Linked DNA regions of Mus musculus: regions 1, 2, 4 and 5 are each linked to region 3. The links are chromatin loops, found by intact Hi-C in ENCODE. Cell type or tissue: heart. All regions are shown on one strand. Region 1 holds the start of Gm39397 (a long non-coding RNA gene). Region 2 overlaps Map3k14 (mitogen-activated protein kinase kinase kinase 14). Region 3 holds the start of Gm51919 (a long non-coding RNA gene). Region 4 has its middle 19 kb from the start of Arhgap27os3. Region 5 holds the start of Map3k14 (mitogen-activated protein kinase kinase kinase 14).

The links. Hi-C counts contacts between places; a loop is a spot of excess contacts. Peaks named below come from ENCODE experiments on the same cell type or tissue, not always from the same donor. Only the 100,000 strongest peaks of a DNase experiment are listed, where the experiment ranks them.
Region 1: a loop joins it to region 3, with 2.1 times the contacts of the local background. A loop is called at or near these places in 4 of 42 quality-filtered maps.
Region 2: a loop joins it to region 3, with 4 times the contacts of the local background. A loop is called at or near these places in 11 of 42 quality-filtered maps.
Region 4: a loop joins it to region 3, with 6 times the contacts of the local background. A loop is called at or near these places in 35 of 42 quality-filtered maps.
Region 5: a loop joins it to region 3, with 7 times the contacts of the local background. A loop is called at or near these places in 18 of 42 quality-filtered maps.

The regions. Positions count from the first base shown.
Region 1 is chr11:103,417,144-103,422,143 of GRCm38, reverse strand. It overlaps Gm39397 (a long non-coding RNA gene), which reads right to left and starts at 716. Exons shown (of 2, transcript XR_880238.2): 1 at 332-716; 2 at 102-232. In heart, a CTCF peak has its summit at 2,616; a DNase peak (open chromatin) is centred at 2,743.
Region 2 is chr11:103,231,230-103,236,229 of GRCm38, reverse strand. It overlaps Map3k14 (mitogen-activated protein kinase kinase kinase 14), which reads left to right. Exons shown (of 16, transcript NM_016896.3): 7 at 4,744-4,873. The region is part of intron 2 of Gm34823 (a long non-coding RNA gene); the gene reads right to left. Among named protein-coding and RNA genes, the nearest start is that of Gm34823, 15 kb to the right of the region's middle. In heart, a CTCF peak has its summit at 3,058 (motif pointing left); DNase peaks (open chromatin) are centred at 419 and 3,069.
Region 3 is chr11:103,165,917-103,170,916 of GRCm38, reverse strand. Gm51919 (a long non-coding RNA gene) reads left to right here and starts at 341. Exons shown (of 3, transcript XR_003949776.1): 1 at 341-763; 2 at 1,886-2,035. In heart, a CTCF peak has its summit at 2,063; DNase peaks (open chromatin) are centred at 1,036 and 2,066; H3K4me3 peaks cover 626 bases; H3K27ac peaks cover 352 bases; H3K27me3 peaks cover 3,017 bases.
Region 4 is chr11:103,323,414-103,328,413 of GRCm38, reverse strand. No RefSeq gene overlaps it. Among named protein-coding and RNA genes, the nearest start is that of Arhgap27os3, 19 kb to the left of the region's middle. In heart, CTCF peaks have their summits at 1,255 (motif pointing right) and 3,007 (motif pointing right); DNase peaks (open chromatin) are centred at 1,293, 3,033 and 3,417; H3K27me3 peaks cover 1,127 bases.
Region 5 is chr11:103,264,581-103,269,580 of GRCm38, reverse strand. It overlaps Map3k14 (mitogen-activated protein kinase kinase kinase 14), which reads left to right and starts at 2,180. Exons shown (of 16, transcript NM_016896.3): 1 at 2,180-2,243. In heart, a CTCF peak has its summit at 2,248; DNase peaks (open chromatin) are centred at 960, 1,990 and 4,240; H3K4me3 peaks cover 2,214 bases; H3K27ac peaks cover 1,572 bases.

The DNA.
Region 1 (5,000 bases), 250 kb before region 3:
GAACAGCACTGGGCTACTTATTTAAGCAGTTGGTCCCCAACACCTCCCCTTTCCATCCTTATGTGCCCCTCCCCCATCCCCAAGTCAATCTCCAAGACAAAGAGATTTAGCAAGCTTTATACACTCATTTAAAGGACTAAGGTACCACAGGGTAGACAGATGACAAAGTCCTCTGGCTTCTTTCAGGCTGGGAGTCACCAGGGAGAGGAATGGGGAGGACCCAGGTGGAGCCCTAAAGGAAGATTGGTGTCTAGTTAAGTCTGAGAGGCAGGCTGGGTTCTTACCTTTGGGCTTCCCAACACAGATAGCATTGCCCAGATGGAGTGCCCACCTGTAGCCCAGAGCCTCTTGCCAGGCCCCACAAGCTCTGGCTTCCGAAGCCTTGGTGGGATGGTGAGCTGTCATCTTGCGTTCTGGAAGAGAGGTAAGAGGGGAACACACCCATTCAAAATAGGAAAGGGACGGTGAAGGACGGACGGGGAGTTGTACCTAGCATCCTAACATATGAGCCCCTGCATTCTGTCCCTAGTCCCCAACCCCTGAGGTGTGTGTGTAGGGAGAGGGAGTGATGACATGGACTTGAAGCCTACAGCAGAAGTGGAAAGAGGATAAAGAGGCTTTCTGAGGATGGTGACGTTGAAGGAGGGTTTGGCGCCACACTATGGAAAGTTTGGGCTTCTGCGGCTGGAGGAACCTGAGACTCGGACTTGGGGCTGCTAAGAAAGCTTCAGACTGCAGTATCCCTAGGGAGACAGAGGACAGCAGTCAGAGGACAGCAGTCAGTGGGACAGCTAGCTCAGCCAGGGAGCTCAGTGCCTAAACAGTAGAAGGAGAAAACCAACACCTACAAATTACACACATGGTAGTACCTTCCCTTTCACCACTACACACACACACACACACACACACACACACACACACACACACTAGCCTGCAGCACATATAGTAAAATTGGAATTATACATACCTTAGCATGGTCCTGTAAAAGAATGACACATTTGTGAAGTGTTCCATATGTATACACACATACACACACACACACACACACACACACACACTAGCCTGCAGCACATATAGTAAAATTGGAATTATACATACCTTAGCATGGTCCTGTAAAAGAATGACACATTTGTGAAGTGTTCCATATGTATACACACATACACACACACACACACACACACACACACACTAGCCTGCAGCACATATAGTAAAATTGGAATTATACATACCTTAGCATGGTCCTGTAAAAGAATGACACATTTGTGAAGTGTTCCATATGTATACACACATACACACACACACACACACTATATATATATATATATATATATATATATATATACACACACATATATACATATATACACATATATACACATACACACACACACACACACATATATATATATAAAACACACACACATATTGAGATAGGGTCTCAACACTGTAGCCCAGGCTGGACTTGAAGTCACTATGATCCCTCGGCCTCAGCCTTATAAATGATGTGTTTCGGCTATAAGATAATTTTGTTTTTTTTTTTAATTTTATGTATATGAGTACACTATAGCTGTACAGATGGTTGTGAGCCATCACGTGGTTGCTGGAAATTGAACTCAGGACCTCTGCTCACTCCGGCCTGGCTTGCTCCAGCATATGTAAGTACACTGTTGCTATCTTCAGACACACCAGAAGAGGGTGTCAGATCTCATTACAGATGGTTGTGAGCTACCATGTGGTTTGAACTGGTTTGGGATTTGAACTCAGGATCTTCAGAAGAGCAGTACAGTGCTCTTAACTGCTGAGCCATCTCTCCAGCCCAGGATAATTTTGGTTTTGTCGGTCTGTTTTGAGTCTGGGTCTCACGTAGCCCAGGCTGCTGCTCTACTACCTGTGTCTAAGAAAGACTTTAACATTAGGACCCTACAGTTATCACCTTCTGAGTGCTGGGATTATAGGACTGTGCCATCCTGCTTCCGTGCTGGGATGGATCTCAAAGGTTCATGAGCTGGACAACCACTCTGCCAACTGAGCTACATCCCAGACTTCTTTTCATCATTGTATGTGCGGGTTAGACAGCGTGCAGAAGTTCCTGGTGTCGGTTGTATCCTTCAACCTTTACGTGGACTCATGATAACCAAACTCGGGTTTGCATCGGCAGCAGCAAGCACCTTTATCCACTGAACAAATGAACCATCTGGGTGCCCTGCCCTCGACTCAAACAGAGTACTCAGTAAGAACTCAGTACGCTTCTCTCGTAACACACTGTGGTGCTGCTTCCTCCTTTCAGCGTGAACTTACAACCTAATAAAAGGTCAGCTATTGCCACAATGGTGTAGTGAAATACACCGTCTTCAAACTTAAGGGTTAGGACAAGAATCCTCACGGGTCCTCAGCCGACTATGCTAGCGATGGACACGTACTGCTGGCTGGTTTCTGAGCCCCTGCAGCCCAGTTCCATCCTGCTGACTCTGTCACCCAGGCTGGAGAGGCAGCAGGTACCCAGGAGAAGCTCTTCTGCGAAAGCAGAGGCCAGCACAACCTTAGGAAGTCTCCGCAAGCACAGGCTTAGTATTTCATGCCACAGGCCAAGGCAAGCCACTAGGGGAAGCCCGGTGCCGGGGGACAGGAAAGGGCAGTGCAGCCACAATGAGACTGGATGCTGGGAGGTGCTGGAGACTGAGACCTGGTACTCTGCCAGGGTATGAGGAGCCCTGGTTTGGAGGCTGCATAAACCTGAGCTCATTCTTCTAGTGTTCACCATAGCGACAGGAAGTGGCCTCTGGACTCAGTTCTCTTTGGTGTCAGAAACCCTGATGGGACAAGAACCATAACTCCTTCCTCTTCAACCACACCCTTCCTGAAGTGCTTAGAACTGAGCCATGCCTCATGAATGACTTGGGAATATTCCCGAGTATGTTTCAGTTTCAGTCTTTTTCCTTCACCCTCCACAAGTGACTTGTAGAACACAGACTGGCTTACCAAGGCATCGCATGATCCACGAACTATAGAGACTGTGCCCTTTGAAGCTGAGATCTGCACCCAGGGGTCTCTGCCACCAAATCCTGAATCTATTGCCTCCCACAGAGAATTCTGAAGATAGTGTCCCAATCCTCACATTCAGGAGTTCCAGGCCATCTTGGGCTACCTAATGAGACAAGAGCTCACCACTCCTGAACCACCCCCCGCACCCCTAACACCACCAAAAAGATTCGCATCACCTAAAATGTCCTGCTAGGAAAGCTGTCTAAAGGTGTGAATCCACTCAGTGACCCACTTGAGAACTCCAGGTCCTGAGCTTGCCCATCAGCACTGACCACTCCCTCCCAGGCTCCTTGGGGTAACTACCAGGCAAAGGCAAGGCTCGTGACAGCTGTCCTGCTGCAACTGCTGCCTTCCTAGGGGAACCACTGAAGGAGGACTGTGATGAACCCTGAAGTGGGCCCAGGCCTCATGCATGCAGAGGGTACCCTAGGACAGTTGGTGACTCATGACAGTTACTCCCCAGTCCCCACAGCATGGAGTCATCTCAGGTTAGGATGATAGAGGAAAGGGATGGTCAGTGTGCCATAGGATGCCTTGATTATAACATATGTGGATGACTTTATATCTTGTCATAAAAACTGATGGCCCCTGGGCTCCAGGCCTTTTGTAGTGTTTGTTTGTTTAGGAGGAAAGGTTTGCTTTGGCATGCGATTTTGGATGGATCAGTCATCACTGAGTGGGCCTGCAGCGGGACAGTACAACATGGTGACACCCTGCACACACACACACACACACACACACACTTGGAAGAAACATATTCACAGCTGGGTATAAAAGAAGGAAGAAGAGGTGTGGTCCTATTGTCTCCTCTGAGGCTCAATTCCTAGTGACTGAAAGACCTCTTTCTAAGTTCAATTTCTTAACATTTCTATAAACTCTCCACAGCGTCAGGCTAAGGACCAAACCACTATCATGTGGGCGTTTGGAGGTCATTCAAGTTCAAACACAGGAACAGCTGGATTGGTCAGCTCCCACTGCTCCAGGTAGGTGGGGCTTCCTTAAGGAGAATTCTAATGACTGAAGGCAGGTCTGCAGTCTATTCTTGTATTTTAGGAACATTCTTCTCATAGTCTTTGTTGACTCTGTAGTGAGTTTTTAAAATGAGGGAGAGACTAGAAAAAAAAATCTTCTTAAGTAGGGGTTGAGTAGCGAGGCTATCCCAGTACAATGTGATGCTAAGCATTGTGTTTTGTGTAGAGAAAAGAAGGTCCAATACTGGTCACTGCTCACCTATCACTATGTAAATTAAACAGCTATTTAATAAGTGCAAATGAAATAACGTGTAAGAGTTAGCCCTTAACATCACACAAGCCATGTTTAAAGTGTTAAGTACCCACATGTAGCTGATTAAAGGTCCACGGTTCAAGGCCACTTCCTCAGCATGCATCTACTCCATTTTTATTGTTGCTTGTTTTAAACATAGTCTTGCTATAGAACACACTAAGTAAACCAGGCTGGCTAGGATTACAGGTGAATGTCACCATGCCAGGCTCACTTCGTCAGCTCTAACAGATCATGTTTCTATAGGGCCTTTCTGGAAGGACACAGAGAACACTGGGGATGGCAGCTGTCTTCACAAAGAGAGCCCAGAAGGGTGCAATGCAGGACGCCTCCCCTGTGTTTTCACTCTCACCGTGTAGTCCTGCCTGGCCTGGAGTCTCAGAGGTCCACCTGCCTCTGCCTCTCGAGTGCTAAGATTACAGGTGAACATCACCATGCTGCCAGCCTGGAGTCATGGGTAGCTGTGAGCCACCCAACAGGGGTAGAAGGGACTGAACTCAGGCCTTCTGCAAGAACGGTACACACTCTTAGCCTCCCTCAGGTGGTTTTCTGATCTCCAAGTGTAAAAGCATACACACACACACACACACACACACACACACACACACACACAGTGTGGGGAGGCGTGGGGGGAGAAATAATGTGTTCGGGAACTGAACCCAAGTCTTTTCTCTCTA
Region 2 (5,000 bases), 65 kb before region 3:
GGTTCATTCTTGGGCCAGACATCAAAGCTGAGCCTCAGAGTAGAAGGATAAGGGAAGAATCTGTAAGCTTTACCTCAGATTTCATACAGGCTACTTGAAGGGAGCAAGCCCCACCCACCATCCTCACCCCTCCGCAGCAGGAGCACACACTGAGTTCTTGCCAGCCTGGGTCATCTTCCACTCGGATGCCAGGACCTCGTGCCTAACCTCCTTAGCCGCAGTTCCCCCTCCCCAGTCCACCAGGGCAGGCTCAGCTGTCCCTTCCGAGAGGAGAGGTGGTGGGAGGCGGTGAGACGGTGTGAAGTGTCCTACAGATGGGTGCCCAGTGATGGGAGCTTAGTCACCAGCCTCTCAGCTGTTCCTCGGCTGACATCCTCCGAGTCCTAAGCAACAGGGTAAACAACCCTGATACATTTCTCTTGTCCTGTGTCCCGGGCAGCTGGAACAGCTCCAGGCATAAGGCCTGGACTTCCCAGGGCTCTGGCTGTCCACCCTCAGAGCTCCTAGCTTCTTCCTCCAGCTCGTGGGGTAGCATCAGCCTCTCCTCTCTCTCAGTGCAAGGGTTAGGGCTTGAAGTTTGTCCTGTACAGTTTTTAGCTCTAAGACCACATAAGAGCTCACTTTAGGGCTTTTGCCTTGTGAGTATGAGGCCCTGGGTTCTAATTCTGATACTACATACACAAAAAGTTCCCTGAGTTCCCGGCAGAGAACAGCAGACAGTCTGGGAGTCAGGCTCAGGCTGCCTGTTCCCGTTCCTTGCTCCTGGGAAGGAGCCTGAGGATAAGTGGCTGCCCCTTGGTCCTCCTTCCAGAAACTTCTGTAGGCTTAGGTCACATGCTTATCGGCCTCAGATCTAGGCCTTAATGCAAGGCTTTGTCTTGTTTTTACGGTTTTAATCTTTTATGTATCTTTAATTAATTCTTATGACATGTTTCTGGTGGGGGGGGGGCACACATGTCATGATGCAGTTGTGGAGGCCAGGGGTTGGCAGGAAGCAAGCACCTCTACCTGCTGAGCCATCTCACCAGCCCCCTTTTCAATTGTAAACAAGTACTGGCTCACCATAAATGAAGTCAAATGCCACCAAACAAAGGTTTTCCTTGTCCTCAAAAATGCCATCTGTCGTCTATTTTTTTAGACTCTTTATGTTTAAATTTGGCTTATCTTTTATGAAAATGAGATCCAGTCCTAAAGATTATTCTACACTGTGGTTCACACACACACACACACACACACACACACACACACACACCCCACACACACCATGAAAGACATGCTAGGCAGGATTTCTCCTTGGTTCACATAGAATGGTCAGGCTTTTTAAGCAACCAATAAATAAGTTCTCCTTGTTGGAGAATGTACTTATAGGATCTTTAAATTCTTAGAACATGATCCTAAAGTTCATGTGAGTTGTATGTGTGGTCATGGACACAGTTTGATGGCAAAGAAACCATATCACTAAGCAGATTCTCCAAGAATTACTATCTGCCCTCAACAAGAGTGAGCAACTGCTTGCTTTAAGCCATCTGGCCCAAGCATAGAATTCTGGGAGCCTCCTTTTGGCTCTGTCACTGATCTGGAATAGAGTGTCACTGGCCAAGTCAAACCAGCTGTCCTGGAATACCTGCTTTGTGCCAAACACCATACAGGGACCGGGGACAAAGATGTGGAATCCAAAGGAACTAGTGTTTTGAAGCCTTGTGTGTATGTGTGTTTACTCAGCACATCTGTGGAGGCCAGAGGCAGCTTATGCACTGGGTGTGGGGTGTGGGTGTGGGTAGTTTTGTGTGTGTGAGAGAGATCTGTATTTGGTATGTGATGTGTGTGTGTGTGTGTGTGTGTGTGTGTGTGTGTGTGTGTGTAGAGTATGTGTGTATGGTATGTGATGTATGTGGTGTGTGTATGGTATGTGATGTATGTGGTGTGTGTATGGGATGTGTGGTCTTTGTGGCTCTGTGTGTGTGTGTTGTGTGTGTGACGTCTCAGGATTGAACTGGGGCCTCACACTCAGTAGGCAAGTGTGTTCCAGTGAGCTATATTCCCAGCCTCTTGAGCTTCCAGCCAGTCCTCCCTTCACACTGTGAGCATGCTGGCATTACAGATGTGCAGGGCGACACTGGCTTTTTCTGTGGGTTTCAGAGATCAAATTGCGATCACATGCTGGCTCTGCTGATTTTCACCTGCTGAGCCATCTCCCTGGCCAGGGCTAGAGTTTTAAACAAACCCAGGCTGTGCTGGAGAAGTGGCATCAGCCACAAACCCTTGTTTGCAAGCAGGGATCAAAGGGACACCGTCTGAAGGAGGAGGAGGAAATGGGGACCCTGACTTCTTAGGCTTCCGTGTCCCATTCTGTGTTCTCCCTCCCATCATGGATATTCCTGCAATCTTCAGAAACTTGTGACGTTACCTATACCCCACTTATGACAGAGAAAGATTACTGTGCTAGAGGAAATAAGGAGGTTGGAGGAGGGAAAGTTGCCCCCAGGCTCAAGCGCCCTGGCACTGCAGCGGAGGGAAGTGACTTCCGCACTTGTGCCGTGTTGGATGCTGTCTGCAGCTTCCCGGGAATGCTGCTCCTGTGGCCAGGAGTCCAAGCTAAACCTGGAGTGCGGCAGCGATAGGGTCGGGCCTCCCAACCAAGGCTGTGGTACTCTGTTTTCAGTGACTTCAGATGAGTCCTTTGTGCCAGCCTCAGCTTCCCCATCACACAGAGCCACCCCTCCAGAGTCTGTTGTATGAAAACCATCGTCTAGTGCTGAACAGCACCAGACATTTGGTAGTGGATTTTAAATGTAAATTCCCACTCACGTCCCATCACAGCCTAGCATGAGAACCCTGAGGTTCAGAGAGGTGCTTCAGGTGCTGTCTGGCCATGGAGAAGGGGAGCCTTCTCCATCGGACTTTACATGCGCTAACTAACCAAACTTAATATTCTTTAAGTAACCAAAAGAGAGACATTGTCCACTGAGAGGCAAATGTCCAAACCCCCAACATGGACAGAGCAAGTCTAGAAACAAAAGCTGGGCCAAACTAGTCTGTTACCGCTGTCGCCCCCTGGCGGTGCCGCTCCAGAGAACCCACAGCAGCCAACAAGTTCGATTGAGTTGGCAGGAGGAAGTGGGAAGCCAGCTCTGCCCAAGTGTCTTAGTCACCAAGCATGGAGAAAGACCCCATCTCTCTGAATCCTCACACCACCCTGAGCAGGCAGCTGTGTCCCCACCATTCTCTTAGACACATGGCTGATGGCAGCAAGAGGCCTTTCTGTGAATGGCCTAACCAAGAAGCTAAGCACAAGATGTTTGTATCCATGGCCTAATGCCTCCTGCCATGCCAAGATGCTGGAGCCCACAAATAGGAGTGACCCCAGACTTCCAGATTAGGAGAAGCATTGGCCAGCCCATCCCCAGGAGCCTCTGTGTACCCAGATGCTAGGGAAATAGCTACAGGGCAAACAGTAATATAACTGCAGGCCTGTCTCCATGGACAGTTTGGTCCTTTAGGAAATAAGTAACGGGCTGGGGAGAGAGTTCAGCGGATGAACTACATCTCGAGGACTGGGGTTCTGATCCCCAGAACCCACAGAAAAGCCAGACAGGCATGGTGGCCACTTGGAGACAGGGACATGAGTTCCCCAGGCAAGCTCTGTTTCAACAGAGACCTTGCTTCAGTACAATATCAACAAACACACGTAACACACTATGAAAAATCAAAGCAGTTGCTATGAGGGGGACTGGAGAGATGGCTCAGCAGATGTTTGGCTCCCACATGGCTACTCACAACCTCCTGGACTCTAGTTTTAGGAGATCTGGAACCTTCTGCCCTCCTCACACACACAGAACACATGCATGCACTCTAAACACACATACACACAATTAATTTAATTTGGGGGGTTTTTGGTTTGGTTTGGTTTGGTTTTTTTTGTTGTTGTTGTTGGGTTTTTTTTGTTTGTTTGTTTGGGTTTTTTTTGTTTTTTGTTTTTTTTGTTTTTCGAGACAGGGTTTCTCTGTATAGCCCTGGCTGTCCTGGAACTCACTCTGTAGACCAGGCTGGCCTCGAACTCAGAAATCCTCCTGTCTCTGCCTCCCGAGTGCTGGGATTAAAGGCGTGCCCACCTCCAATGCTATGGTCCTTTAATACAGTTCCTCATGTGGTGACCACCCCCAACCATAAAATTATTTTCATCATTGTTTCCTAACTGTAATTTGATATTATGAATCATAATAAATTGACCCCTGTAAAAGGGTCACTCAGCCCTCAGGTTGGGACCCACAGGTTGAGAACCACTGGTGCAGCGACTCCTCACAGAGTCAGGCATCGCAGCACATCCTTATTATCCCAGCACTTGCTACGCTGAGGCGGACTGGAAGTTCAAAGCCAACCTAAGATACATGATGGGGCCTGTAGCAGGTACAGGGTAGGCAGGGTTCACAAGACCTCGTGGCCTAGAGATTTTCCCCCAGAGAGCTGGGGTACAGAATGTGTTTGCAGATTGAGGGTGGAGAGAATTCCAGGAGTCTGGAAAGAAAGAAATGTTTCTGTGTGACTGTTTTTCATGCAGTCAGCACTGTGGCCCTGATACCTGACACCAGGGGACTATACATGGGTTATGCTCATTTCCCAAGGGCTGGTCCCACTGGGCCTGGGCACCACCACTGAGAGCATTGTTAGCTTCTATGCATAGAATTCCAAGGGTTCCCCAGCCCGCACCCCTCACCCTGACACAGGGGCCTCTGGGTCTTTCAGGTACGACTCGAGGTGTTTCGGGTAGAGGAACTAGTGGCCTGTGCTGGTCTGAGCTCGCCCAGAATCGTCCCTCTCTATGGAGCTGTGAGAGAAGGCCCGTGGGTGAACATCTTCATGGAACTGCTAGAAGGTGAGGAGACAGGTCCCGTCTTTATCCCTCTCAAGGTTCAAGGCCAAGAGGTAACCCCCACTTAGACCCTTGCCTCTCAGGCCACGTCGGACCTCTTAGCCCTGCTCCCTTACCTCACCTGCCCTTC
Region 3 (5,000 bases):
CGGGCGACGGCCGGGGGTCCTCCGCAGCCATGGCGCGCCGGCTGGGGGCTGCCGAGCAGTGCACCTGCGGCGGAGGGGGCGGCCGCCGATGCACCTGCCCGAGCCGGAGCCGACCCAGGCGAGGCCGAGAACACAGCGGCGCGCTCGCCCGGCGCCTCCGGGTCCTAGAACCGCAGCTCTCCACCCTAAGCCCGGCAGTAGGGGGGTCCCTAGGCCCGAGCCTGGAGGAGGCAGACCCCCGGGCGGAAGATTGTCCAACCAATCCGCGCGCGCCTTAGAAACCTAAGGTGGCGCTGAGGTGCGGTTGGTGGGCGTAATTGCTGCTGGGGGTCCCCCTTTGGGGTCCCCAACTAAGAAGATGGGAACCCCCTTCCAGGCCCCCCACCTCTGTGTCTCTCCTCCGTTGGGCCCAGAGATGATCTGAGGACCAGAGGGAATTATCTGCAAACAGGTTGGAGGACAATGACATAGGTCAATTGAGACCTGACCAGATGTGACTGTGCCAGCATCTTCAGCAGTTTTAGACTGGGGGCACTCGTGGAAAAATGAGGTTGGCGAACCTGGAGATCACTGTGGTGGTGCCAAGGAGAAGTAGGGCACTAAGAAGGGTTAAAGGCAGCTGCTAGGCTGGGGGAGGAACAGGCACCTCAGATGGGTGGAAAATCTTGACACTGTCACCATGAGGGACCTAGGCTGGCTGAAGAATGACAATCTTGGCTATCTGATAGTTACAGAAAGATTTCTGTGATAGTGACCAGCAAAGGTAGGTATGGATGTCCTTGTTTCTGTAACGGTAACAAGGGGCCTTTCCGTAGCTGTAGCAAGGGGTCTTGTCCAAGGCCACACAGATAATTAGGGCAGAAACGAGCCTCTCTGTTCATATCCAAAAATCTATAGCCTCGGACTCTTCTTATTTAGGGTAGGAGAGTGGAGAAGGGGTAGGCCTTCATAACCGGGGCTCGAACTCCATCCTGAATTAACACCTCTAATTCTCCCACTTAATCTGTGGGGCTCTTGAGTCAGCCCCTCCCTGTTCTGCCAGTCCATGGGGTGAGGTGCCCTACACTGAGGGAGCCTTGAACTTTCTCTGTGCCAGCCCAGGGGCTCTAAATGGCTACTCTAGGTCATTCCCACCTCTCTAGTTCATACTCAAAGCCACTGACAAAGGATTCAGCAGGAACTGGGAAATTAATTATCTAATTATGAGGAAAACCAGACACAAACCTGCACGCTCCCCAGCTTGACCTGATTAAAGCCTTCCTCCTGCCAAGTTCACCATCGCCCCTGTCACCATGGGAGAGATAGTCTCATTTCATGTCCTGAGCAAGGACTTCCAGGGTGGGTGGAAACAGGGTCTCCTGGAGCCTATAGGAAGGGTACCTGCCCTATGCCTACCTCCATCTTCCTTAGCCTTGACCTTGGGCCTTGCCTGAGATTAGTAGTTGAGAGATTTTTGTTTATTTATTAAAGACTGTACTTCCTGATTCTTCCATAGCTGTCTCTTTCAATTCATCAACAAATGTTTCCTTCGAGCCCCAGCTGTGTGCCCAGCTGTCTGCTTACTGATGGGGCTTCTGGGACTCTTAAGGTGTCCCTAACCTTGGACACAGCCTAGCAAGGAACGGATTCAGAAGCTGGGAGGGAGGGTATCTGCATTGAAGTACTTGTGGGGTCAGTGCCCATGCCTCCTCTGCCCATCACTGCTACTTTGAGGGACACCGAGAAGCCAGAAATTGGGCCTCTACTGCAGTAATTGCCAGCCTGCATCCTCATTGCCAATTGCCTCCCACCCAAAACCTGGTGGAAATAAAGCTAAACTGAAAAGGGCCTATCATGTGGGAAATTATCATATTAACAACCCTACATCCTCCCTCCTGCTGACTAGGAACGTGAGTTACCAAGGAGATGTGATCAATCATCACCTATTCAATTCTGTTGGCTTCATAGAAAGCATCTTCCCAAAACATGGACCACAATGGAGAAAATTCTACCAGCAAAGCTTGGTTGTCAAGTTTAGGAACAATGTTTCCTTTCCGTAAGTCTGCGTTGCCCCCTTCCGTGTGCAGGTGGTATGACAGGCAGGACGGACTGATGGCTGTGGTGATCGATACAGTCACACAGCCAGGGTGACATTTCCAGACCATTGTCACTTTGTCATCTTTAATGGAAGGAATGTGCAGCCATTGGGAACACTCCTAACTCAGGTGACTGAGCATGTATCAGTAGTCAGTAGATGTCTCTTTAAGGAGAAAGGCAAGCTATGGATGTGGCTCTGTGGTCAAGTGCAAAGTGCACAGCATGCACAGAGCCCTGGGTTCAAGCCTCGATACTGCAAGAGAAGAAAGGAAAAGGTTAGGCTGGTGAGCAGGCACGCACATGAACTCTGCACTCTGGATACTGAGGCAGAAGAATGGGGAGTTTAATTAAGAAAATCTGGCTAACAGGCTGGAGAGATGGCTCAGGGGTTAAGAGCACTGGCTGCTCTTCCAGAGGTCCTGAGTTCAATTCCCAGCAACCACATGGCGGCTCACAACCATCTGTAATGATGGGATCTGATGCCCTCTTCTGTCATGCAGGCATACATGCAAATAGACAGAAGGAAGGAAGGAAGGAAGGAAGGAAGGAAGGAAGGAAGGAAGGAAGGAAGGAAGAAAAGGAAGGAAGGAAGAAAGGAAGGAAGAAAAGGAAGGAAGGAAGGAAGGAAGGAAGGAAGGAAGGAAGGAAGGAAGGAAGGAAGGGAGGGAGGGAAAGGAAGAAAGGAAGGAAGGAAGAAAATCTGGCTATCCAGCAAACCCCACTCTTATAAATGACAAAAGGCCACAGTGAGGGGTCCATTGATAGAGTTCTTACTGTGCAGATCTTTAGCACCCAAATCAAAAACCAAATATAGCCGGGCATAGTGGCGCACGCCTTTAATCCCAGCACTCAGGAGGCAGAGGCAGGCGGATTTCTGAGTTCGAGGCCAGCCTGGTCTACAAAGTGAGTTCAGTTCCAGGACAGCCAAGAGCTACACAGAGAAACCCTGTCTCGAAAAACCAAAAAGAAAAAGAACAAACAAATATATATATAACGAGTGCCTGTAATCTCAGCCAGGCAGATGGCAGATTAGGAGTAGGGGTTCCCTGTAGGTTTGCTGTCCAGTGAGCTAGCTCTAAGTTCAGTGAGAGGATTAAAAAAAAATGTAAAAGGGAGGAGGGGACTAGAGAGATGGCTCATAAGTTAATAGCACTGTGTGCAGGCCAGGTACGGTTGTATCCATCTTTAATCCCAGTTCTTGGGAGGCAGAAGCAAGTAGATCTCTATGAGTTTAAGGTCAGACTGGTCCACATAGTGAGCTCCAGGCCAGCCAAGACTACACAGTGAAATACTGCCTCAATACTGCCTCAACACCATCCCACCACCCAGAAAGAGCACTGGTTGCTCTTCCAAAGGACCTTGGTTCCATTGCCACCACCCACATGGTGGCTAACATTTGTAACTCCAGTTCCAGGAGTTCTGACACCCTCTTCAGGTCTCCACCAACACAGCATGCAAGTAATATACAAATATTCATGCAAGCAAAATACCCACACATATAAATTTTTAAAAATATGTATTTATTTATTTATTATATGTAAGTACACTGTAGCTGTCTTCAGACACACCAGAAGAGGGCATCATCTCATTACAGATGGTTGTGAGCCACCATGTGGTTGCTGGGATTTGAACTCAGGACCTCCGGAAGAGCAGTCAGTGCTCTTAAGAGCCATCTCTCCAGCCCCCAAAATACTTTTTTAAATAATAAGGCAGAGACCCAGAAACATGGCCCAGCAGGTAAAGGTACTTGCTACATAAATAAGACCTGAGTTCAATTCCTGGAACTTACATAAAAGTTCAAGAGAACCTATTCCACAAAGCTGTTCTCTGACCACCGCTTCATGGCAAACACACACACACACATGCACGCACGCTAATGATTAATAAAATAAGTTTAAAAAATAAGGAGGAGAGTGGTGAAGGAAGACACTGGGCATTGACTTCTGACCTCCACATGCACACACATAAGCATACTTGCTGCACATGAAAACACACACACAGCTTAGTGTAATAGCACAAGCCTATAATATGGCACTAGTGTGGAGGCGCTGAAAATTGGGTGTTCGGATCCAGCATCGACTTCAGGGTGAGTTCAAGGCCAGCTTGGGCTACATGATACTCTAACAAAGAAAAAGGACAGTGTTGATGAATGTATCCTTCCAGAGATGTTTGAGTGTGTACAGTGCGTGATGCATGTGTGTGTTTGACATTCTACAGTGTCAAACACCTCACTTCTCTTTTTATACCTGCTTGTGTAACTCCTTCCACCACTCCCTCCTCATGAATATTCATTTTATATCAATTCCTTTTGTTATTATTATAAATATCAAGCTCTCTCTCTCCCTTTCCCCTCCCTCTGAGACTGTCCTTGGACTTCTCATTTTCCATCTGCCTGCCTCATCTCCTTAAGTGCTAGAATGGCAGACATATGCCACCATGTTCCTCCTGAACTTTAAATTTTTTGACAAATATTCACTGAATTGTCACACACAAACTTGACCAACTTGCAGCAGCAGCAATGGAGGAGTATGGTGGTCTGAATGAAAATGGCCTCACAGGCTCATTGTGTGTATATCCTTGGTCCCCAGTTGCTGGAACTGTTGGGGAAGGATTAGGAGGCGTGGCCCTGTTAGAGGAGGTGTGTAATGGAGTGGGTTTTGAGGCTTCAAAGCTACCAGCTATCCCCACAGCGCACTCTGCTTCCTGTCTGTGGCCTTGGATGTCAGCTCCAGCACTCTGCCTGCCCACCCAGTCCTACGCTTCCCTCTTTGAGACTGATAGACGGACTCCTATGCCTCGAGAACTGTAAGCCCCAGATAAACCTTCTGGAAGTTGCCTTTTATCACAGCAATAGAAAAGTAAGTAATACAATGAGAATGGGTGTTTCCAGGCGTCTTCACAGTCTACTGATGAACATCCCCTCC
Region 4 (5,000 bases), 160 kb before region 3:
CTTTTTCCTTTGCTTAGTCAGCTGTCTTTCAGTGTTGTTCTGAAGTCACCATTTCTCACCTGTGCCACCTTCCCCTGTATACACTATTAGAGACCTGCATGTATCTCTTGTCTTCATTGACCACTTTACAGCTGGATATCATGATGAGTTATTAACCCCGAAAGCGTCCAGAGGGAGAAGGTTTTGTTGTGTCCTCATTACCTATCATAGAGACTGACATAATGGGAGTTCAATAAATACTTGTTCATGGGTGAGAGAGATAACTCAGTGGGTAAAGAACTGTGACAACAACCTTGAAGAGCCAAGTTTGATCCCTGGAATCACATGGTAGAATAGAGAGAACTGGCTCCCCGAAGTTTTTCTCTGCATATTTATGTGAACATGGATGCGAGTGCACGCACATGCACACACACACACACACACACACACTGTAAATAAATGTAATATTCATTCACAACTGAAAATATCAAAAGGCAAGTATCCGGAGACCACATTCCAACCCTGCCCTTTTTTTAAAAAAAAAATATTTTTATTCTATTTTTTGCATGGATGTTAGTGGAGGCTAGAAGAGGGTGTCAGAGCCCCTGGAACTGGAGTTACAGGTGCTTGCAAGGCACTAATGTCAATGCTGGGAACCAAACTCAGGTCCTCTGGAAGGGCAGGGAGCACTTGTAACTGCTGAGCCATCTCTCCAGCTTCCCCCCTCCTCCCTGACATTTCTTATTGAGTGATCTTAGCAGGTAGCTTGCACCAGGCCACTCATCTATAAACTGAGACATCTACATCTGCCTCAGAAGCTGTCCACGATTGCACAGTGAGTCTTGTGCAGCTTTTCCAACCCTGAACCTAGTGCAGGTATGTTTGTGAAATCACATTAGTCTTCTAGGCTAGCCCCGGTCCTAGAGATTTACAGCCACAAGACCACCATGCTGGGCCTGTGAGTCCTTTGATCCCAGGGTCCTGCAGCCGTCTTTTCTGAAGACCTCAGAACAGCAGTGTCTCAGGAAAGCTACTTTTTATATGCTTTGAGGCAAGGGTGTTTGAGGTAGAGCGCCTTGCTAGACCAAAGCGGAATGAGTCTCATTATATTGACAAGAGGGCAGGAAGGGAGCCTGCCTTCCTGGGCCTTTCAAGCCTGGGTGTTCTCCTGCTAGAGGCCTTAGAAAAAGACCTTTGATATGAGATTCCTTTTACTAAAAAGGGGTGGAGGTGGGGTGCCCACCAACAGAACACGCTCCATCCTGCAGTACTCACATGCACCACTAGGTGGCAATCATCAGAAAGACTCTGCGGCCAGTCTTCCTGTATTGTGTTGTATAGCGTTGAGACAGAGTCACAACGCAGTCAGACAGGCCTCCATCTTGCTATAGAGCCAAAGATAACCTTGAGTTTCCCATCCTCCTGCTTCTATATCCCAAGTTCTGGAATAGCAACACACCAAGATCCTTTCTTCTCCTTCCCTTTTTCCACCTCCTCGTCCTCTGTCTGTAAGTCTGTGTGTGTGTGTGTGTCCCGTGTGTGCATGTATCTGCTAAGGCCAGAAGAGAGTATCTGATCCCCTGGTGTTGAAGTCTCAGGCCACTGTTAGCATCCAGGGCCCACCATGGCCTCCTACATAACTGCTATGCACATCAGTCCTGAGAGACGCCAGTCTTAATGAGCCCTACTATGCTATGGGACTGCCTACTCCTCTGGCCTTTGCACACTCCTTACTGTGTGTCTTTATGTAGAATTCTGTATTTTGTCACAGGCACAAAGTGTCCCAGCCACCACCACAATCAAAACAGAATGGTTCTATTGTTTCAAAAACCCCCATATCTGCCAGACATGGTGGTGCATGCCTTTAACCCCAGCTCTTGGGAGGCAGAAGCAGGTGAGTCTCTGCGAGCTTGAGGCCAGCCTGGTCTATATAGTGAGTTCTAGGCAAGTCAGAGCTACAGAGTAAGACCCTGTCCAAAACAAAAACAAAAACAACATTCTTGGGAGACAGCTTACCCAAAGAACACCTGCTCAGAACGTGAGAGGCTCTAGGCAACCTCTACTACCAAAACTGGGGAAGCAGGAATGGGATGGAATTTCTATTTTATGTTATTTTTATTTATTTTTTCAAAAGGTTTTATTTATTCATTTAATGTATGTGAGTGCTCTATCTGCATGTACACCTATGTGCCAGAAGAGGGCATCAGATCACATTACAGATGGTTGTGAACCACTATGTGGTTGCTGGGAATTGAACTCAAGACCTCTGGAAGAGCAGCCAGTGCTCTTAATCGCTGAGCCACCTCTCCAGCCCTAACTTATTATTTTAAGTTCATGAGTACTTTTGCCTGTGTGTAGGTATTTGACTGGTGGCCACCTGTGCCAGAAGAAGACATTCAGATACCCCGAAACTGCAGTTACAGACAATTGTGAGCTGCTGTGAGGATGATGGGACTTGAACCAGGGTCCTATGCAAGAGCAACAAATGTTTCTATCCTCATCAGCCCCCCTCCAGGGGTTCCTCTATCTTCACATCTCCCTGTCTCTTCCCCAATTGACAACCTGGTCTTTCTCCATTTCTCATTTCTTCCTTTGAAACGGTTTTGTAGATGAACTCATACAGCGTGTAGCCTCTGGAGACTGGGCTCTCTGCACTGGGCACAAGGGGCTTCAGACCCAAAAGAACCAGTGATGAGGCTTGTGGTTCCGAGGACTGCCTCTGATAGGTTTTTGAAAAGTCACTCCTAGCTTGAGGTAAAGGATAAAGGGAGGTGAACCAATTTGGAAACCTCCAGAGTTCCGAAGAATAACCAATCCTCCACTCTGGCAGGTCAGTATTCCACCCTCCCCAACCCCACCCCAACGCTCCCTACCTCTACCCATGCCCTGCCCCCACCCCACTTCCACCCCCACCCCTCAGCCCCTACAGCCTGGAAACCCGCCTTGCTTCTCACAAAGGTGCTCACCTTCCCGTAGCATCCTCAGCGAGTGACAGGGATGCTTGGAGCAGAGCTGCCAGCAGGGGGCACGAGAGCCCTTTTTCCTGAGAGGTAATCCCACAGACACACCCAGAGCGAGAGGGGACACTTTGGGACTTTGTATGAGCCAAGCGAACCCAAGTGTCTTCTCCAGTATGTCCTAGCCCACAGGTTTCCGTGTGACTTTAAGCTCTAAGGCTGGGGTAAAGCAAAGGACACATACCCTTAGAAGAGACAAAACTTGGAAAGGAGATGGGGGGGGGAGCTCCCCCAGTCAGAGGTCATTGTTGTTGAGGATGTCTGAGTACCTCCCCCCACCCATGCTACCTCACATTTCCAGGTCTCCCAAGTCCGCGGTGGCGCTGGGTATCAATTTCTCACCCCACTCACGGCCCCTTCTTCTCTAGAGACCCCTTCACACTCCAAGCGTTCTCTAACACGCTCTCCAAGCATGCATCTGGCCTGGGCGAAGGACCTTAACGAGCCTTTGCTGTGTGCTGGCACCAGATGACACTGAAAACCTGGAAGGAAGCCCTGCCAGACTGAAGCGGACGGGCTTTGTCATGATGCAGCTGTCTGAGGCGCCTGTGCTCCTGAAGAGCAACCCCAACAATCACCGTCTCCACGAACAAGACTCAGACATGGGGGCAATAATTTCTGGTCCATTGTTGGTGCCTTATGCAGGGTAAGTAAACAGGTGTTTACACCTCCCAGGGAAAAGCTGCCCAACTGCCCGCTGCCTCCTGTTTGCTTGAGAAGCTTTTGCCCTTCCCAGGCTGTCTTTTCCATAAACCCAAGAGTCCATCAAGAATAGGAGTTTTTGTCTGTCTGACTGGCTGACTGCTGCTCCTTGTCACCTACACATGAACACTGAACGATGACTGTCCCAGCATCTCCCTTCCCTCGGCACGCTACTCCTTCCAGCCTTCTCTCTCCTCAGTCTTCTAGCTGTGAGCTCCCAGAAGGTTCTCTGCCCCACTTTACATCAACCAACCAACCTGTCTCACAGTCTGTCTCCACACCGTCAGCCGAACAACGTTCCTCAGGTGTCCATCACATTCTGTCAACCCTCCTAAAGACCCTCTCCACATTCAGTGCTCAGATGCTGACTGGGCGGTGTGTGAGGCTCACAAGGAGGACGGCACCAGCTGGCACAAGTACAAGAGGTGCCCAGGTCCTATCCAGAGTGACGAGGGCACAGAAGCGTAACAGTGAGCATGCGTGCTGCCGTCTAGACGCTGTTTCTTTTTTAACTCTGTGAGATGTTCCTGGTACATCCAGAGAAAGTTCCCAGAGGTCCTGAGTGCTCACCTCTTTATTCCTTTCTGAAACTTATTTTTACTACTGTTTGGGGTGTGTTTATGTGTGCATGTGTGTAGGTGTGTGTGTGAGTATCTGTGTGTGCACATGTGCATACACTCACACGTAAAGACCTGAAGTCAATGGACTTCATGTTGGCTGTCTCCTTCAACCTCTCTACACTCCACTCACTGAGCATTCAGTGACATTCACAGCCAGCATGCACAGCCTGCTAGCCAGCTTGTCCCGGCAACTCCCTGTTTCTGCCTCCCCAGTGCTAGGATTACCGTTCCCACCACACCTGCCTGGTTTAATATGGGTCCTGGGGATTCAAACTCTGTCTTCACACCTTCAGGGCAAGGACGATGAGCCACCTCCTCAGCCCCTTTTACACTTACTGCAGTCTCTTGTAAATGTGGACCGAGGGACGCTGGCCAGAGCTGGCCACGAGCAAGATAGCTAGCTAGAAAGTAGAGATTACATATTCTGTTTGTATTCTATTTATTTTAAAGCACCTGAGACATATGATACAGGGTTTCTAGTAATAACGTCCCCAGAAAGTATATTCACTGGGGAGATCCTATCATGTGTAAATCATATCCATCAAAAGATTAATAACTGGAATATGTAATGAATTCCGCAGGAACAATCAATGAGCAAGGCATGCTGCCATCTGGACGCTGTTTCTTTTTTAACTCTGTGAGACGTTCTTGTTACATCCAGAGAAAGTCCCCAGAGGCCCAG
Region 5 (5,000 bases), 99 kb before region 3:
GACTGTCGTGTCTTAGAGCAGGAGGAAGTCAATTTTGCCCAAAGCTCTCCTAGTGGGTGGGTATTTCGAGAGAGGAGAGGGATGTCTGTGTTCCACCTCACCCTCTGGAGAGAGACAGGAGAAAAGTCGCTGAAACCAAGAAGCAAGCGCTGCTTTTCCCTAATACTTTTCTTGCTAATGAGTCTATTGGTTTGTCCCCTGACCACCCCCCCCAACACACCTGCAAGCTGACCCTTCTGCAGACCTTTGAGTCAACATAAGAATTGAGTCTGTTCTCACTAACACATCCTATTGAGTGTAGGCTTAAAGAGCAACCATCCCAATGGACTAGACAACACACAAAAGGGACCCAGGGCCAGAGACTCTGGTTGTCAAAAAAAAAAAAGGAGGGGTGAGAAGGAGATGGCAAAAGTGAGCTAGCCCTGCAGGGAGCGTCTGCAGATTCTGGGCCTGTTGCCCACATCTTTCCTGAGAAGTGCTTTGCCCAGCGGCAAACAGGTGGTGGGAGGGAAAGACAGACACCCAAGAGACCTGATACCAACCTGTACATCTGGCCCAGCTCTGCCTCTCTCTCTGAGTCAGAGATGCCAAGCCCTAGGGGTGAGAGGAGCGTTTTTTAGAGGCCCCCAGCCCTTTTTATTTTCTTGCCTTACCATCTCTCAGCTGGCCACTAGCAAGATATGTCCCAGAAACTGACATATAGGTTCTGCATATACTGAAGTATAGGCTCAGTGCAAGTCACAGCCAGAAAGGCTTCCAGGGACAACTCTTGACACGGTTGACACTAACGTAACAATGGACTATGGGCAACTGCAGGCTTTGCTCTAACATATTTCTGGCCCAGGGGAGAGGGGTGAGTCTCTCAGGTTCTCATCTAGTTGGCTTTGTTTCCACATAGAAGTCAGGCTATGCAGCTCAGACTAGCTTCAAACTTGTCATCCTCCTGCCTCAGCCTCCTGAATGCAGGCCAGGTTGTGGGGTTTCCACATTGTCTAAATGAATGGCCTTTCTCGGTGTCCAACAACAGATGTCGGCTTGAACTTGTCTCCAGAAAGAAGCTAGGTCTGCAAAGTGGTCACAAGCAGACAGTGGTCTGGCCCTGGCTCAAACCTTTCCAGACAGGCCGTTCCTTATTTCTCAAACCAGCCAAGAATATGGCTGCCACTCCCACCATACCACCAGTCCCTGCATCTGCAGTTAGGATTCCTTGCAGAGTCTCTAAGGTCGCAGCGCATCTTTTATTCTGGAAACATTTTTTTAAAAAACACATATTTGTAATTTCTTATTACCAGTAAACAGAAGCTTGTGGTACAGTAGGAAGCCCATTAGCAAAGTTAGAAAAGAAAAAAAAAATCCATAAATTCCCTACACTCTTTCCCGGCCCCATAAAAAGGGCACTGTAGAGAGCACGTTTTCAAAGACCAAGTCTTCCTGACTCTGTAGTTTAGAATGGATCCCGTGCTCAGCACACACACCATGAAGCTTCTCGGGGTGGAAGGAGACTGTACCACATCTGCACACTCCCTTAGAGCGTTTCAACACCCGGTCTGTCCTACATAGGCCTTTGGCTCCCCACACTTCTCGAGGGTAGGCAGAGCAACCTCATCTCCACACACTTTACAGAACCGGGCTCACTCTACGTGCTCCATAAAAATGTTTCTGGCCCCACCAGGCCCCCACGAAGCAGCCTCGCCCTCAAGCAGAAAGCAGAGAAACCCAAGACCTCAGAGCGAGAGCGCCCCGCCGTCTCCAAGGTAACCAAAGCCGAAGCCGGGAATGCCCACGCATGCGTACAGTCGCCCTTCCTTCCCGTAACCTCAAAAAGAATGCAGCCCGTAAGATTTGCCAGAAGGCGAGAGCGCATGTGTAGTTCAACCAACACCCTGGCCTCCTTCGCCTACAGACCGCCCATCCACCCAGCCTTCGGCGCTGGATACCCTGGCCGGAAACAGTGCCCATTTTGGGGAGGCCTCGCTAGCCAATCGCTGCTGAGGAGTGGCCGGCAGGCCGACCGGATCAAGGCGTTTTATTGGCTAACTTATAGGAATGGGTGGGATCAAGGGTCGCGGTGCGGCCAAAGAAAGGAGGCGGGAAGCTAGCAAAGTCGCAGCCACGGGGGGAGGCGTGGCCCGGGGCGGGGATAGGCACGGGGGCGTGGTCGAGGAGGGGCAGCAGGGGCCCGGAGCGATCGCTGGCCAGCGAAGCGCCACACTCGCTTGTTTGAGGACAACGGCGCTCCGCCGGTAGGTGACTGGGCAGAACCCCGAGTCCTAAAGCGGGACGCCGAGGGAGCGGGCGGGGAAGGGGCGCCTCCCAGGCGGGGACTGGGTTGCAGCCGGGCTGTCCACGAGGGATGGCTGGGAGGGGTGGCCGGGTGACTACGGTCTAACCCGCTCGCACGCTCAGCGCCATCAGCGCCACGCTCGAAACGCCGTGCTCGCCTAGAACCTCCAGGCCGCGCACCCACGGGTCACACGCTTGCCCGGAACGCGCGCGGGTACTGTCTGCTTCCCTTTCCCCAACATCCGTGCCATCGAGTTCAGCCGCCCTACTGGCAGACCTGGCTCCTAAGTGTCCCCCAAGAGAAGGTGATCGCTCCACTGCCCTAGCAGTGACATGAGCAGCCTTTCCCTTTGAACTGCTTGGGATCACTTGTTCTGAGAGGATCACTGCTCTGGGCACTCAGTAGAGCAATGCTAGTCGCTGATGGTGCTGTCCTCCCTCCTCGATGGTCCTTACCCTTCTCTAATTCTGTGTTCTACTCGGAACTTTTGGAATCTGTTTATATGTACTAGTCCCGTCCTGGAAGCTCTTCCCGGCTCTGGCAACTTTCAGCCACCTGTCACCAAGTGAAAAGAAACATTTGTCTGAGGCAGAGATTCCCACCTGCTTTGGAACCTCATCATGTTCATTAACTTCAGACCTCCCCCCCTCCACTCCCCACCCCCCAGTTGAGATTAAAAGATGGCTGACAGCCCTAAAGGATGGATAGGGGTGTGCATGGGCTGTCAAGTGGATGAGTGGAGAAAAGTTTCAAATATCAGTGTCTTAATGACATGTTGTTGTTGTTGTTGTTGTTGTTAATTGGAGACAATGAACACTAATGACTGGATTAAGGGCGCTAAAAGAATGAACTGAACGAGGAGTGGCACCATGACCAGTGGACTTCGGAACACTGGCGAGTATCTAGAAACATAGTCTCTCTGAAAGATTAGAGGATTGTTTCCTAACTTCAGTTCTGCAGGGTTTTGCTTAGTAACTTTCCCATTTAGTGGTAGGTGTGGTCAGATGCATAGACTGTTGTCCAGTTGGTAAGCGAAGTACCTGAACCAGGTGTGAGGGATGATATGCCTCGTCTGTGGCCTCAGAGCCATGAGTGAGGGTGAGTTCTCCAGATCCCTGAATAAGAACAGCATAACCTAACTTTGATAGAGAAAGGGGGGGGGGTTGGGGTGATCTTTTTGCTGTTAATGTGAGAGGATGCTTTGAAGACTCTTGACTTGCTTATGATGTATGTGTGTATTTCCTCTTGTATTTAAAGTGATGTCAAAGGCAATTCCTTTGGATGGATGCCAGCTTTATGAGTTTTTCAGACGCCCTTAAGACATCTTGAAAACTAGGCATGGTGGCACACACCTGTAATCCATCACTGGGAGGCTGGGACAAGGAGGATTTGTTGTGACTTTGAAGCCTGTCAGGGCTTCATAGCAAGGCCCTGTCTCAGAGCACCAGAGAGGAAAAAGAAAGAAAGAAGACATCCTGATTTATTTGGAAGAGTGTGATAAATTTCTCAGAACAGCTCATAATAATAGTTAGTATGTCTGACTTTAATTTTAGAAATAAGTGCCCAGCTGTACATACCCAGAAATACATACCAGAAGTTTGTGAAATCAAATAGTACTACGTGATCAGGCTTCAGGCTTCAGGTCATTTTCGGATTGTTTTTGGGGTGGATGGAGCAGTTCTGAAGGTTGTTGGTTTTTTTGTTTTGTTTTGTTTTGTTTTGTTTTGTTTTGTTTGCCTCTGGTGTCTGTTAGAGTTTGTGGGAGTGGCACCACAGACAGAGACTCTGCCAAATGAACCTTTATCTCAAAAAAAAAAAAAAAAACCTGCCTGGTTTTGCCATTCATTCTTGGCAGATAGGAGTGTGGTTCCTCATTTTGGTTCCCCTGATGAACACAGATTCCTTTGTGATCGGCTCGGGCTGGAGAGGACAGGGCTCGCCCTGATTGGTTGCTCCACCCCAGACAACTGTTGTGAGATTTTTGGTGAGTTCTAGGGTCCATTCTGAGCTAGGGGCTGGGAGGAGATCGGTCGGATGTAAAACGGATAAAAGCTCAGATCTACGCTTGTTCCTTTAGGCCATCCCCCCCCCCCCTTGTCTTAAGAGTTTGCCTGTGAAGTCACTTTTAGTTTCTTTTTTTTTTAATTTTGTATTTATCTATTTATTTTTAACTTCTTGTCTCAGTGGACAGCACATGGGCTTCTTACAGGTGCTTCTCCCCCGGGAAGACCTGATTGGCTTGACAGATTTTTCCCCCCAAGAAGAAAAAAGAAAACTGAAAACTGAATTCAGACCCAGTAGCAGGTCAGCTCGCTGCACATGCAGACAGACAGACAGACAGACGGCTCCTCCGATAGCACCCATCGGCTAGATGCTTTTTTTTTCTTTTTTTCCTGGCAAAAGGTTAAAATGCAACTAAAATTCTGCTTTCGTGATTAATAAGTCACTACCGCAGTTGTGTGTGATGCTTCCTGTTTGCCCCGTTTTAGCATTTCAGTTAAACTGGAGACCTCTGAGCACCCTGGGCACTTCTGGTGGCACCATCGTGAGGTGGGTGGGGAGAAGGGTGGGCTTGGAGAGTTGGATAAGTCAGCCCTCCCTGCACACCAGGATCCCGAATAAGGGAAAGGAACGGTGGCGTGTCTTCTCGGGTAGGGCGAGCTGTTCAAGTGCGAGCACTCTGTTCACTTGGTAAGGCCGACTGCGAGGCTGATGC